Linked DNA regions of Mus musculus: region 2 is linked to region 1. Evidence: chromatin loops called from intact Hi-C (ENCODE). Cell type or tissue: gastrocnemius. All regions are shown on one strand.

Region 1 (8,000 bases):
GTTCTGTTCTGTTTGTAACACTTGTGAGTCAAACTTAAACCTGCTCAAACTATCATTTACAGTACATTTCTTTTCTTTACAGGTCTGGTGCAAGCCCCAAACGGAGACTTTCTGATGTATTCTAATCTACAGAAAGTAAAGACTTTTCAAGAGAAAACTGGCCCACACAAACAGTCAGCCCATGCTGAGAAATAGTGAGAGTAAACTTTGCCCGGCGTTTACCACTAAAGTAACCCCATCTACCTGCTCTAAATGTGCCTTGTTGAATTCTCAAGGCTGACCTCTAACCGGAGAGCAAGTCACTGGTGACTTCCTGGGAAAGAAAACTGCGTCTTTCACCCCGAAGTCCCTTAGCAACCAGATGCGGCTTTTCTTTCTAGGAGAATTGAGAATTCTATTATCTCTCTTTGAAGGATGCGGGCCGAAAATCAGGTTTCTGCTTTTATTTCCCTTTTCTTATGCCAAGACCATTCACTTCACGGGTCTGGAAGGTGATTACCAACAGACCCAAAGACAAGAAACTCCCTACATGTCTGATCGTGTTTCCAGAACTTTGAGGAAAAGAATGAAAAACCGTGAAGAGCTTACAGGCGTCATTTCTGAAAATGGCCCATGCAATTGATTTAAGTTTGGAACTCATAGGATTTGAAATATCAGAAAGATCTTAATGGAGGAGTTTAGAAAGCTAGGGGAATTGGAGGGGAATCTCAAAGAGCACGTATTAGCACCCCGGAGCGCAGCAAAGATTCCCTGGGCTTAGGCGGAACATTTCACAAGATGACAGTCCCCACGAGGGCTCCAGATGTAGGACAGACCTTCCTATAGAACTAGTCTGAGCTGACTTAGGATCCTTCCGATTGTTCTATTGGGCGGGAGTCCCTAGATCCCACAAAATGCAAACTGCTTACTCTGTGCCCTTGGTCAAAAGGAGGCATTTTTAGTATAAACTTACCGCATGTCCCCATAAGGTCCGGAGTAGTTCTCCATCCAAGGTCCCATTTCACTTTTGACACAATTGGGACTGGGATAGGGTACTCTGTTCACAACTCCACCAGGATACCACACTTCGGAGGCAGAGTAGTCACTCTCCTGGCTTGTCAGCCCCTGAGGGGGCCGAGTGTAGCCATAGGGGGCTACAGGCCCGGCATCGCTTGGGCTGCTGCTGCCGCCCCCGCCTCCTGGCCCATATAATTGGCCTTCTTCAGCTGTGAAGAGAGTATGCCAGGAAGAAGAGGTGGTGGCTGGGGGCGATCCAGTGCTGGGCCCGGCTACACTCCCTCCATGTAGACTACCCAAGTCCCCATAGCGGCATTGCGCTGCCGCCGCAGCCCAGGCGCTGCCGTAGTCCAATGGGTTCTCCAGCTTGATACGGGCGTGTGGATGGGTAGGGGGCGGGGGGTGCGGCGGCCCGGACAGAGCCAGCGGAAAGTTGTAGTAGTCGCGATTCTGGTATGCTGCTGCCTCGTCTAGTGCTCCAGATTTATACAGAGACAGAGAGGACGGGATCTCAAGTGTCCCAGAGCTACCTGCTTCACTGCTGCCAGAGCACCCCAAGCTCTCACCTTCCAATCCTTTGGCGTAACCTCCCTTGAAAGAGGAATACTCAGCAGTCTCTTCAGTGCTTTTGCCTGGGCCTTCGTCCAGGGGAAGACCTTTGCATTCGGGCAGCGGCGCACAAGGAGTGGGACGCACCGCGGGTGGACCTCCCAGGAGCGACGCGTACATGCAGTCTCCCCGAAGCTGTTCCCCTGGACTCAGATGTTCCAATGCTTCCACACCCAATCCCATGGACACAGACACTGCTTTACACAACTCCTTGGCACTGTCAGATATGGTTGAATTGCCCCCTAGGTAACTATCCTTGGAGGAAGAGGGAGCCCCCGTGGCCTCCCTGGCTCTTGCGCTGCTGCCTTCGGAGATTACCTCCTGCTGCTGTTGGTGCTGTTGGTGCTGCTGTTGGTGCTGCTGCTGTTGTTGCTGCTGCTGAAGAAGTTGCATGGTGCCGGCCTCGTTCAAAATGTCTTTAATGTCGGCGGAGCAGCTGCTTAAGCCTGGGAAAGTGGGGCCCAGCAGGGACAACGTGGATGGGGCAGCTGAGTCATCCTGATCTGGAGGAGCTGGTGGCTGCTGCGGCAGCCCCTTGCCAGGAGCGGTGGCCGCCCCAGGCTCGGGGAGGCAGCTGCTCTCAGGGTGGCCCTCGGAGGCTGCCTGCTGCTGTGAAGGCTGCTGTTCCTCCTCCAGGGCCAGGTAGCCTGTGGGGCCTCTGATGTGGGCTTGAGGAGAACCATCCTCAGTGTGCTGCTGCCGCCGCCGCCGCCGGGGGCTAGTCTCCTGCCTCTGCTGTAAACAGGCGCCGGGAGGTGCTATGTTAGCGGCCTCAGGGTGCCTGGGGCCCGGGTTCTGGATCGCTTCGCGCACGCTCTGGAACAGATTCTGGAACGCTCCTCGATAGGTCTTGGATGGGGGCCGTGGGTAGACCCTTCCCAGCCCTAACTGCACCTCCATCCTTGAGCTTGTCTGTAGCTTCCACCGAATTCCCTTATCCTGCCTCCTCGTCTCTTGCTCTGAAGAGTTCTCCTGACTGATGATGTAGTATCTGCAGCTAGCTGCCCACCTGCGGGAAGCTCCGGGGAAGAAAACTTGCAGGAGGGGGGGTGGGTGGGGGGAGTGCCCAGATAACCTCAAAGTCTCCAGTAAAGGAAGGCACGCGCAAGACAGGATCTGCCCTGCTACTTACACAGTTTGTCTCTAAATACTTGAAGAACAGATTAAAAGATGCTCAAACCTTGACGGGAGGGAAAAGGGGAAATCCTCTGCCTTCCAAATTCAAAGTCCACTGAAGCAGGTGCAAATAAGAACTGGGCTATTTTCTTTTTGTTTTCTTTTAGCTTTTGTTTTGCTTTCGACTACTGAAACCCTAGCTGCCTTTTCATCTTTTCATTTCTAACACCACACACAGGGTGAGGGGCGGGCAGGAGGAGGTGCAGGGGCGAGAACCTGGAACCAGGGACTCTCCTGGGCGTGCTGTTGCTCCTCAGTCTCTGGGCTCCCAAAAGCCTTCCTTGCAATGTGCAACAAGCTCCCCTACTCTCAGCCAAAGGGAGTTTACCTCTGTGCAAACTGGCTGGCAGAGCTGGGGGTGTAGGGGAGAGGGTTGGCCAGAAAGCCTGCCTAGTCAGCTCCTGGAGAGGGGACCCAGGAGGGGGTAAGGGTAGAGGGGAAGAGGACAAAGGCAGCCGTAGTCCTACCGGACACTTTCCTTGCTTCCTCTGAGTCTCCCGCAGCTTTTAGAAACTTCACCGAAGAGGAAAGGGCAGCTCCTGGGCGGCGGCTTCGAAGCCGCCGCTCTGCAACAGGCGTTGGCTGTCGCTGGGCTGGGGCTGGCGTGGTGCGTCCCTTAAGCTTCTGTATGGCACTGGAGTGGCTAGCTCAGTCTTTTCCCCTCTGATGCCCTCTCAGCCTCCAGGTTTGCTCCGGACCCTCTGGTTCTCCCAGCAGGCTGGCTCCTAGGGATCTCCGAGGGGGCGCTGGGAGGTGGAAAGCAAATGCAACAGTTTGTGAGTCGGTCCCGCCCCCGCAGGCCGGCCTCTCTGCCTTCCCACCTCCTTTCTCTCTCCCCTCCCCTCCCCTCCCCTTTCCTTTTCTCCCCTCCCCTCACCGCAAGCTAGCGCAGAGTGGCTTTAGAGAACGTAGTGCTGGCGTAGTATGGTTGAAGGCTGGAATGACTCACTGTAGCCTTTGAAGACCCCTCTTCCCTAAATACCACTTGTTTTTCGGAACCGGGCTTTAGGCTCCAAAGCAGAAGCGATTTTTAACAGACAAGTCTACCGGCTCCCCAGGAGGTTAGCACAGGCAGAATTTCATTCCTGAACCCAATCCCAAAACAGACTCTTGGAGGTTGGAGGAGGAAGAGGCATTAGAAGTACCAGCTACCAATTGCTCTTAGGTATTCCCTCCCCGCTCCCCCCAGGGCCCACCAGGACAAGCAGAAGGGAGAGTCTCCTGACATTAAAGAACAAGCTGCAGTCAAAGCAACTCTTGCTGAAACCTTTGAGATCCTCCTGTAGGATAGCTGGGAATTCCTGACACCAAGCCATTTGATCTGGGAATTCTGGGCCCAAGAAGCCCATGGTGGTCATTTCTACCTTATTCCCAGCCCTTCTTTCTGTTGGGAATTACCTGTAATTTATACGTTTTATTTCTTCAGACATGCACAGGCAAAAATCATCCAGAAAAGTGGGCAAACACAAATGTCAAAAACACTTGTCATGCATACACGAACCTTTGATTTTGTCCAAAGCGTTGTTTGTATAGAATCCTTTAGATGTCTAAATTGTTTGCACTTGAAAACCCTTACCTTTGGTAGAGGAATCACAGAGGGATGATCTTTCTTTTGATGGACAAGTAAGAGTGAATGAAGATGATGTAGGATACTCCCAACTGTAGGGACAAGTATGCAATAGAAAGATGGAGACTAGACCTATACAGAAAATGTCCTTAGAGAAAGGTTGTAGACCCCATCACTTGTAAATGGCTTTAACCTCTGGATCTGTCCCAGCAGGCACATGAGTGCATTTGTTTTGTGAGACTCACGGTGTTCTTATTTGTTTTGGGGGGCATTGTTTTATCTTTCTTTCGAGACAGGGATTTCTTTTGTACCCCAATGATCCTTCTGATTCAGCTTTTCAAATACTGGCGTTGGTGGAGTATGCAATCACACTAGCTATTTCCACATTTACAGGCTTCTACAGTTGGGGGGGGGTGCTTTATCCATTGTACTGAGAGTTTACCTTTATTGAAGGAGTTAACTGAAACCTCAAGGGGGAAAAGAAGTATGCATGATCAACTCTGCTTCACAGATAAAGAAGGGAAGCAAGGACATTGTTGTATTTCCCATATTAGCAGAACATAAACTTTCCAGGTTTTTTTTTTTTTTTTTCTACACTAGCTGTACACTCATCAGATCCACAACTCTTGGAAAACAGCATAAAGTAAACTTTTCTAACAAAATGACCTGAGAGTGCTTCCTCCTTCCCAGGTGAAAAATTATCTGCTGTGAGTAAGGCAGTTGAGGCCTTATTGTGCATTTGTTATTGCTTTTTTCTTAGTTTCACAAACCACTCTTTAGGATTAAAAAAAAAATAGCAAAGTTATTCAAAAGCTGTCCAACTGTAAAATGGGTAATTCTCAGTATTCTAGTGTAGGGTGCTGAAATGTGGATACTTTGAAGACCTTATTTTTTTATTTTTTAAAAGATTTATTTATTATTATATCTAAGTACACTGTAGTTGTCTTCATATGCACCAGAAGAGGGCGTCAGATCTCATTATGGATGGTTGTGAGCCACCATGTGGTTGCTGGGATTTGAACTCCGGACCTTTGGAAGAGCAGTCGGTGCTCTTAACCACTGAGCCATCTCTCTAGTCCCAAAGACCTTATTTTTGAATAGTCATTACAACCTCACATCTACCAAAGCTTTTGAATGATTTAGTCCAAGGGTATTGAATGAAGGGGCAAGGTGGTAGAATAGAATGAATATATGTCTTAGGGCCAGGAGAACTGTTTTTCTGTAGACCAACAGTGAAAGAGAACACTGAAAGGAAAATGGCCAAAGGAAAGAGGGAATGTTGTAGAGAGGGGGGAAGTGAACAGGAGAAAGAATTCTTGCCATAGTGGAAAGCACAATGAAGATTCCAACACAGGAGGAAGTGGTCTGAAGTGTAAGTTGCTTCCACAGCATCAACGTTGTCTTTACAGACATCCTCACAGAAAACTGAAGCTAAAAATACCTCCCCTCAGATGGCTGCAGTGACAGTGAAAACAGATCCAATGTGTAAAATCAATTTGTGAATAAGGAAGCATTCTAAAAGTTGGAAGGATCTCTCTTTACACAGAGAAACACACACACACACACACACACACACACACACACACACACTAGTGAAGGCCCAAGGACTACTGTGGTACTGTGGATGCCATTCCTCAGTCATCACCCAACATGTTTCTTTTATACAAGGTCTTTCACTGTCCTAGAATTCATCATCATGTAGGGTAGGCTGGTTGGTCAGTGAGTCTCAGAGATCTACCTGTCTCTGCAATGTTGGGGTTAAAAGTGTGCAGTGCCTTTCCCTAGCTTTTTATTTATGTGTGTACTGGGGTTCAAGCTTACGCCCTCAGGCTTGCTACTGAAACCTTTCCAGATTGAGCTGTTTTCTCGATTTTTTTTTAAACTCTAAAGTGAAACAAAATCTCAAAATGATATTATGATGGGGAGGATTGACTATTGTGGTCTCACTTGAACTTTGTACTCGGATGCCCATCTTAAATCTACTTTTCCTACTTAGCTTTCACAATCAAGAGACAACTGCTGAAGAACGTGATAGAAATTAGTACTTACACAATGTTTTTCTTTTGCTTCCTCCTACTCTTTTTTTTCCCCTTGAAATATTTTTAGCAGTTGAATAGAATCCATGGTGTTCTCCCAGGTCATTTGAGTTCATAGTAAGTTTCTCTACAAGTTCAGGGGGCTTTCAGAATGGAATCTTCCCTAGCTTTTGCTCTAGAAAACTAAAACAAGTAAACCTTTGGAAAATGGTGAACATTTACTTGCTCTTATGAGTATATTCTGAAATATTCCACAAATCTGTTTACTTCTCTTACTCTGGCTGCTTCCAATAGGGTTCAAGACACCCTAGGTTTCTGCCTGGACAACTTTTCATTCACCAGTCAGCCACTGATCAGGCAAATAGATTATAAGTAGCTTTATAAAGATAGAAGTTACATGCAACAAACCACGTACATTTAAAGCTGTACAAACTGCTAAGTTTTGGAATTTTTTTTGGCACCATATATTTATTATTTCCTATAATATTTAAGAATTACCTAAACATATACAAAATGTACAGTTACTAAAACAGCTAATTATTTCTTTCTTCCCCTATGAAAGGAAGGGGCTTTGCTGTTCTTACATGGCTAGAACCAAAATAAACAATGTACTTGCAATTGTAACATAAGTATTACAATGTTATTAGTAATCTTGGAGCCTTTGTTTTTTAAAGTCCATTTTACTTATTTATTTATATCATTTCCATTTTTTAATTTATTTATTACGTATTTTCCTCAATTACATTTCCAATGCTATCCCAAAAGTCCCCCATACCCCCCCCCCACTTCCCTACTCACCCATTCCCATTTTTTGGCCCTGGTGTTCCCCTGTGCATATAAAGTTTGTGTGTCCAATGGGCCTCTCTTTCCAGTGATGGCCGACTAGGCCATCTTTTGATACATATGTAGCTAGAGTCAAGAGCTCCGGGGTACTTGCAATTGTAACATAAGTATTACAATGTTATTAGTAATCTTGGAGTCTTTGTTTTTTAAAGTCCATTTTATTTATTTATTTATTTATTTATTTATTTATTTATTTATTTATTTATTTATTTATATCATTTCCAATTTTTTTAAATTAGGTATTTTCTTCATTTACATTTCAAATGCTATTCCAAAAGTCCCCCATACCCTTACACCCCCCCCACTCCCCTACCCACCTACTCCCACTTCTTGGCCCTGGTGTTCCCCTGTACTGAGGCATATAAAGTTTGCAAGACCAAGGGATCTCTCTTCCCAATGATGGCTGACTAGGCCATCTTCTGCTACATATGCAGCTAGAGACATGAGCTCTGGGGGTACTGGTTAGTTCATATTGCTGTTATTCATATGTGCATTTCCAGATAATAGTATCTTTATTCAAGATATATGTGAAGGGATTCTTTTGTGCTTATTTGTAGGTCTACCCATCCCTTCCACACTCCCACTCTGAATAATTTTTCTGTCAGTATAGATTCGTTTGCCTTTTCCCTCCAGAATTTATGACAATGAAATAATAAATATGTACTTTTTGTCTTACATTGTTCACTAAACATAATGTTTTGATATCTATCCAAACTCTTATATGGATTACTACATAATTCTCTCTTTATTGCTAAGTAGTTTTCCATTGTGTT
Region 2 (8,000 bases), 70 kb before region 1:
ATAGATACAGACATGCAAGTAAAGCTGGCCCTCCAGAAAGTCTGTCCACAATGAAAGTGGAGTCAACTAAGTAAAAACAGTGAGTCATCCCATAATCATGTACACATCTCTAGAAACTAGGAGGCAATTCCAACTGTGTTCTCTCTAATACCGGCCACTGGAAGAAACTTTTGGGAATACTTGAGACTGTGACCTTGGTATTTTCCAATACATCAAGATTCCTACCAAACTTGTTCCTAGCAAAGGAAATGTAATCAGTTTTAGACCACAAAATCCCCTTTTTACACTGGTAACTAAGGAGATAAAGTGATGGATTGTTATTTTAAATGCTGCAACAACCAACAGCAACACTGTCTTGCCCATTATAACATAATCTAGAGACCTAGTTGTAAAAGATCTTTCCTCAAATGGTAGACAGAGGAAGGCTGCATAAAACGCATTGTACTATAAGCATAAACATATTAAAGAAGACTTAGTAGGAAGGCAGGGCAGAGGAAGGAATAAGGGGAGAAATAATTAACATTAAGGACCTTTTGAAAAATTCTACTACTATTGAAACTTCTTAAATGCACCTATACACGTGTATAAAATCATTAAAATATGTAGTTATCCTATACTCAGATTCCAATTTCTCCATTTTATGCCACCAGTTCACAAAACTCACAGTAGCAGAAACAGGTTATTTGTTTTGGAGTCTTTGCCAGTGGGTTGTCATAGACCCCTAAACATTACACGCTATTGGTAATGCTCTTGACTATCTTCCAGAACTTGACAGTTTGACCCCGTTGAGGAACAGACCACACCCATGAACCATATATCATGAAGAACTTGAGCTTGTGCTGACCTGAAAGTTTCATCCCTACTGACTAGCTTTTATAGTGCTAGAAGGTGTTAAGTGCTAGAAGGCATGATTCCAGAAGATAAAAGTGATCATTTGTCTTATTCAGCTTTGAATGTTGTACGCTACAATAATAACATGCATGGCAAGACATGCCCATTGATGAAATACTGACAGAAATATCATGGAAATTATAAGCACTTTATGATTAAATTTATGACCTGTTCCATAATACCTGGCACCATTTTCCTAGCTACAAGTCTGTGGCTACACAAGGAATAGGCCACAGGGAATAAACTAATGCTATTTTGCTAAGTGGACATAGTATTAAACCAATTCACATGGAGTTATCATTATGTACATAGATAAGTATATCTTTTCTCTCTTGTAATGGGTGATGATTAATACAGAAAGCCACAACTGGTCAAGGTGCAGAAAATAAGAGAATGTATAATGCTCAGCTCCAAATACCTATCATATCCTTCCTCCAAAGTCTCTGGAGTCATTAAGGGAGAAAGGGTAAAAAGACTGACTGTATGAGCCAAAGAACAGAGATGATGGATTCAAGAAAAGCAAAGCTGTTGTAAATATTAACTCACAGCATTTATAACAACATGTACAAGTTCTATACAAACATCCCAGCATGGGAAAGGGCAGATAGGACAAAATCTTATCCCCAATTAAGAAGCCACTGGCAATTGAGAGCTGCTGGGAGATGGGGATTCATTTTTCATTACGGATGTGATCAAGCGTTAGTGGATAGCCACATAGCCAAGAGTACAAACTAGACTTGATGGTTGAAAAATGATACACAATTGACTGAGTCAGGTAGATAGGTGGATCTCTGGGAGGAGCATCAATGTGGTCCAGATATGTTGTACAAAATGCTTCATGAACTATCCAAAAGCTATAAAGAATCTATTTTAAACTTTAAAAGAGTGAAAATATAAACAAGGAGTAGCCTGATTACCTAAATTTCTCCAGCTGATAGTTGAATATATATGCACATAGTAAAATGTTTTTTTCTTTTTTTGTTTTTCAAAAATGTATTGTATATATCCACTGTATATGATACTATGTTACAAGTAATATTTTCATGTAAGTATATATTGCATATTAACTGTTGATGAATTAGAATATTTTAGTATGAAAGTTTATAAATAGTATTTTTAAAATTACAAAATACCTTATTACTGTGATCTTAAGACACCAAATAGTACCGAATATAAAATGTGAGAACCCTGTTTCTGCCCCACTCAATTTCATTTTCTTTGCATAAAGGATGTCCCTTTAACAACCTAAAGCATATTTTATCATATTTGTTGTAAATGCGTAAACATATGGTTATATGTACTTTTAAATATGGCAATTTCTTTTTACAAATGTTTAACAATGAAAAACTTGTAGTTTTCACATCACTATAGAATACTATATACTTATATATACTCATCCTTGATTTAGAAGCTACATAAGGACTCCTCATGACAATTCTTTGATTTATTCATCAACTTCCCTAGGCAAAAGCATGTAAAATTTGAACTTAAAAGTAAATAAAGCTTTTTTTTTTCTGATATCCCATTTAGCTCCAAAGTTATTTTTCAGTATATTAATCAATACTGTAAAATCTCTAAGAGCAAAATATACATTTAGTTCTTTGTGGTAGAAATTGGCTTTAAATTGAATTAATTTGTCAAATAGAAACATTTTGAACTCTTATTATTTGTACTATAAAGTAAATACTGATTCAACCATCAATTAACTTTAAGATTAGGCACAGGGCTAGGCAGAGGATAGAAAAATGTTCCTCCCTTCCTCACCTCAAGAGCAATCCTAAGTGGAAACAGATAGAGGTTTTAACCTTTCCAAAAAATGTTGATGATTTAATAAATGCCTAAATGCAGACCTTCAAACTAGCTCCTGAATCAAATAAACTCATTGTACTAGCATAAAGAAAAAACAACCAGTTTATCCTTATAATACAGTATACACACACACACACACACACACACACACACACACACACACACACACACATTCAGTCTAAATGCACACACACATTGGCTCCAGAAGATCGAGTTGAATTGGTAGTTACTACAACCACAAGTAGATAAAAAGCCAGTAGTGGAACACGTAGTAACTCCGCTTACTCAAATATAAATATAAATTTAAATATAATGAATGTCTGTTTCTGGTTTATTTGTGATCTTCTTCTGGCTAGTTACCTCTACCTTTATTTCCACCCCCTCTCTCAAATACTCCCTCAACCTAGAGGCTATTTAATAAACAGCATGGTTTCAAATTAAGTTCTTTGATGTCCCAAATTCTACTCCATCTATCATGAGGCCTCTGAAGAAATGCTTGGTAAATAGAAAGGATCATGCTTGTTTTGAAATCACACAAAAGCATTTTCCACATCAATATCTACCACTTGCAGGAAAAAAGAGAGAGTGAGAAGGAGCAGATAAAAGAAATGAGAGGAGGAGAGGCAAAGGCAGCATAAGAATGTGCCTAAGAAGAAGCTTGGAACCAAATAATTTTATATTAATGAAATGATATTTGAACTAGTTTCTAAGGATGAGTAGTACCCTTATAATATTTAAACTTAAACTGATGAAATCCCTAACTACACTTTTACTCTCTGTCCTTATTCTCAGGGATAAGTGAGTCCTCACCCCTCATAAAGGAAACTTCATTTTGCAACAGAAACTGTTACAAAAAACAACAAACAACCAAAAATGCAGAGTTGTGAAGCTCAGTCCTAATAGATACAAAACATTCCTGCAAGTAGGCCTCAGGGAACATTGTAGAAGACGGGCCAGAAACATTCAAGGAACTGGAGAATAATGGACTTTGCTGTGAAATTGTCTCTTATAATGTCAAAAGCTATACCCATAATATTTTGTCAACATGACTGTCTAAATGTAAGCCGAACAAGGATATCAAAAATAGATGTAATAATATGGATGAGTAAGGCTCCGGGAGCTTCAACACATACAAATTATAATCTCAGAAGTAGATTTTTAAAATATCAAAGAAATAAACAACTGTTTTGAGTTTGCGGTGGCAGCATTAATAATGAGATTTTCAATCTCTTATAATAAAGAATAGATGATGGCTACCTTCACTATTGTCTATTTGTATCCCTATGAACCAGCACTCTAGATGTAAAAAAATATTATATATAAATATGTGAACGCATTTGTTCAAAATGAACAGATGCCATAGATTTCTCTTATATGTTTAAAGTAGCATTAAAATAGAAAATGTGAAAGTAGAGGAGAGATCATAGGAGGTGACAAGAGAGGGGAGTATAGTATAGAATATGATCCAAGTATATTATATAATACCATGGAGAATCCAATTATTTTATGATATTAATGTTCACTAATAAAATTAGCAAAACAGTGCATTGAAATAAGTAAGAAATATCAATATAAAATAATCCAAAACAACCCAAAAATTATTTTCTCTTTCGTTTGTGTACATGTGCTATATGTTTGTATTCATCTGTGTGTATGAATATATATGTATGTATGTATGTATGTATGTATTGCATATATGTGTAGAGACTAGGGGTTAACAGTTTCATTCAATCACTGTCCAAATCAAGTTTTGAGATAGAGTCTCTCTCTGACCTGGAGCATACTTATTTGGCTAGGCTAGCTTGGTAAGCACTCCAGGAATCCACACATCTCTATCTTCCTAGTAGAAGAATTTGCTAATTAAAATAAAACTAATTACTATCATTTCCTGCAAAATCAAAAGGAAATATTTTTTGACCATGGCTATTTAGCAAATTTTGTATTGAATCAAATTCATTTAATCTCAATTTTTAAAATTCATGTTCATATGAAATAATGCTAGGCAATAAAACTACTTAACATCCTTCAACCAGCATTAACAAAATTCAGTGCAGTTATCATGATTGTTACCCTTTCCCCATTTCAAAGGTTAATAGTCAGAGGTTCAAATGGAAAATTAGATGCCTAAGTTCTGCAACACTAGTTAAGCTGCCAGTTAAGACACTCGAGAACTCAAAACATCATTCAAATGTTGTATTCATGCAATAGGTTGACTTTAACCAAATTTATGCTATATTTAGTTAAATATATTCAACTAATTTTTATCGAAAAACAATCCATACCAAATTAGAGAGTGGTAGTTGTATAATTCTAATTTCACTTTTATAGCTAGCCATCCAGAAATAATCTAGCTTAACTGCAGAGGGCATCTACAGTTTCTAGGCCATGACATGAAAAGGTCTCTCTATAAAAAGGATAAGGCATCTAGTCGCAGAAAAGTAGTTACTAGAGTCAGTCCACAGGGCAGTAGGAGAGAACAGTGCTTTCTTCAACTTCATGCAGCTCTAGTAAAACCTGCATTTCTACTTGTCAAGGAACCCAAAAGTTTGGCTAGAAAAGAGTATATAATAACAGAGTCCAGGTTAAAAAAAATAGGATGTTAATTTTGGATGACCTGAGGATTTAAGAATCCCAAGATTATATATGTTCTTCATATATATGTATATGTGTGTATATATATATATATGTATACACACACACACACACACACACAATTTTTTGGACTGAACACCTTGAGCAGTAAAAAGTGTGTGGAGGGAGGTGTGGGCACCTGTAGGTCTGTAAGTGGGAAACAGCCACAGCCATCACTTCAGTGTTGTGTACAGCTGCTTTGGAAAACAGTAAAGCAGCTTTGACCGAGGAAATATGTCTTATAGAGCCTGAAATGTTTACTAGACTTGCCACTCAAAAAAAAAAAAAAAAGCTGACTCCTGTTCAAGGCAATTAACAGAGGCTCTTCCTACATTTCAACAAAACTGCTTTCTGAACAAGTTGCTACACTAAATAAACCTCTTCATGGTTATGCAATCAGAGCAAACTACTTAACTGTTTCTATCCCTGTAGAATGGGTGGGATCTCATCTGCATACTTTTAGTGTTTGGCATATGGTGCCTAGAGAGATAGGGAAAGTTAGACCTGCTTTTCATAAAGGGATTTTCACTTTTCAGTGCAAATCAGGGATTGCTTTGTGTTCTGACCTACCTGAGAAACCATTCCTTATGATTCTTCAAGTGAATGTACTGTGGCTATGATCCAAACAGTTTCTCTAGAGAAATGGCTTATAATTTCTATCACTTACCTCCATGTGCTTAAAACCAGTGTGATAAGATCATGTAGCATGATAATCTAATTATCTATCTGAGTAGCTTCTTATGGATTAGGAGAACTCTCTATACATACCCTGAACACAAGAAAGAAGGTAGACTCCTCAAAAATATACAGTATACTTAAGGAGAGGTCTTGGTTTAATAGCCAAGAAAGGCCAAAGTATATTTTAAAAGTTATTTCAAAACTAAGATATTCAAAGTAATTTAACATAGAAGCTTAAATACCAATTGAATGTTGTTTCTTGTCTATTATTAAGTTAAATAACAAAAATTAATCATAACAAAAAGTAAAATGCACTGCCTAGAAGACAAACAAATGAAGTAGGGTCTCAAAAAATTCTTTAATCCTGGGAGGAAAGAGGTAATGATGATATTTTACACAATTATGCAATTTTCATGTTTAGAAATTCTTTAAGACCACACAATTTAGCAAGAAAAGAGACCATATAGGCATGTTAACTGATTTGACTGACATTGATCGAGCTGAAGAGTGGTTCTGCATTTCCTAGTCTACTGAGTTGCTGAGGTCCACAGTAAGGGAATGAAGGGTTAGTTCAGTCTTTGCTGTTGGGTCCATCTTGTTCTAGTTTCTTTCTTCTTGCTGTGACAAACACCACAACCAAAAGTAGCTCGGGGGGATGAACGAGTTTACTTCATATTATATGTTATTGTCCATCATTGTGGGGAGTCAGGGCAGGACTTAAGTAGGAACTCAAAGGAGAAACCATAGAGAAATTTCACTTTTGGCTTGCTCTCTGGTTCTGTTCACTGGGTAATGGCTAGCTAGCGCCACATTTCCCCCCCCCCCCCCATATCTCAGGACTATCTGTTTCATATGTTGCCACTGACAGTAAGCTGGATGCTTCAACAATCAATTAATAATCAAGACAATCCCTCAGAGACATGTTCACAGACAAGCCTGATCTAGGGAATTCGTTAATTGAGGTTTCTCCTCTCAAAGATTTTTAGACAAGCTAGTAATTAAGGCTGACTAAGACACTTGAGAACTGTGGGATGTTTAGTAGAATGTTTGGTTTTAACTCAATGGAAGCCAATAACATCAGGCCTTGAAAAACACAACTCCAGACAAATGCCTGGAGTAGGAGAAAAATAACTACTCAACTAACTATTGCAGTGGTTGCCTAGTTTGATTTAGTTACCTTCTTTAAAATATCTTGAGTCCAAAAGAGGCTTTTTTCCCATTTTATGAATAATTCACACATATGTACATGTATCCAAATCATATCTGCTTCCCCACTTCCCTTTCATGCATCCGAATCATATCTGTCCCCTTCCCTTTCATGTATCCGAATTATATCTGCCCCCTTCCCTTTAATCTATTAGAATCATATCTGCCCCCTTCCCTTTATGTATCCGAATCATATCTGCCCCCTTCCCTTTCATGTATCCGAATCATATCTGCCCCCTTCCCTTTCATGTATCCGAATCATATCTGCCCCCTTCCCTTTAATCTATCTGAATCATATCTGCCCCCTTCCCTTTATGTATCCGAATCATATCTGCCCCCTTCCCTTTATGTTTCCGAATCATATCTGTCCCCTTCCCTTTAATCTATCTGAATCATATCTGTCCCCTTCCCTTTCATGTATCCTAATCATATCTGCCCCCTTCCCTTTAATCTATCTGAATCATATCTGCCCCCTTCCCTTTATGTATCCGAATCATATCTGCCCCCTTCCCTTTCATGTATCTGAATCATATCTGCCCCCTTCCCTTTCATGTATTCGAATCATATCTGCCCCCTTCCCTTTAATCTATCAGAATCATATCTGGCCCTCACACTTCCTTTCAGTGTCTTCTAGGAGCCTCTTCATGTTTCACCTTCCTTCCAGCTATAGGGGTAACACTAACTGGACTAGTTGTAAAATATTAAAAAATATATTTTTCTTTTTTATTGGAAATAGATACATCCTAACCAGTTTCCCATGACTCATAGTACCCAGAGAAAAACAA

What was found. A loop is a pair of places that touch in the nucleus more often than their neighbours do. Peaks named below come from ENCODE experiments on the same cell type or tissue, not always from the same donor. Only the 100,000 strongest peaks of a DNase experiment are listed, where the experiment ranks them.
Region 2: it touches region 1 in a loop (2.5-fold over the local background); 3 of 42 quality-filtered maps call a loop at or near these places.

The regions. Positions count from the first base shown.
Region 1 is chrX:98,144,287-98,152,286 of GRCm38, reverse strand. Ar (androgen receptor) reads right to left here and starts at 3,530. Exons shown (of 8, transcript NM_013476.4): 1 at 953-3,530. The coding sequence starts at 2,505. In gastrocnemius, no CTCF peak of the experiment used is centred here; DNase peaks (open chromatin) are centred at 1,659, 2,184, 3,158, 3,464 and 1 more place; H3K4me3 peaks cover 4,122 bases; H3K27ac peaks cover 4,077 bases.
Region 2 is chrX:98,214,004-98,222,003 of GRCm38, reverse strand. All of the region lies in intron 1 of Ar (androgen receptor), which reads right to left. Among named protein-coding and RNA genes, the nearest start is that of Ar, 69 kb to the right of the region's middle. In gastrocnemius, no CTCF peak of the experiment used is centred here; no DNase peak of the experiment used is centred here; H3K27ac peaks cover 1,802 bases.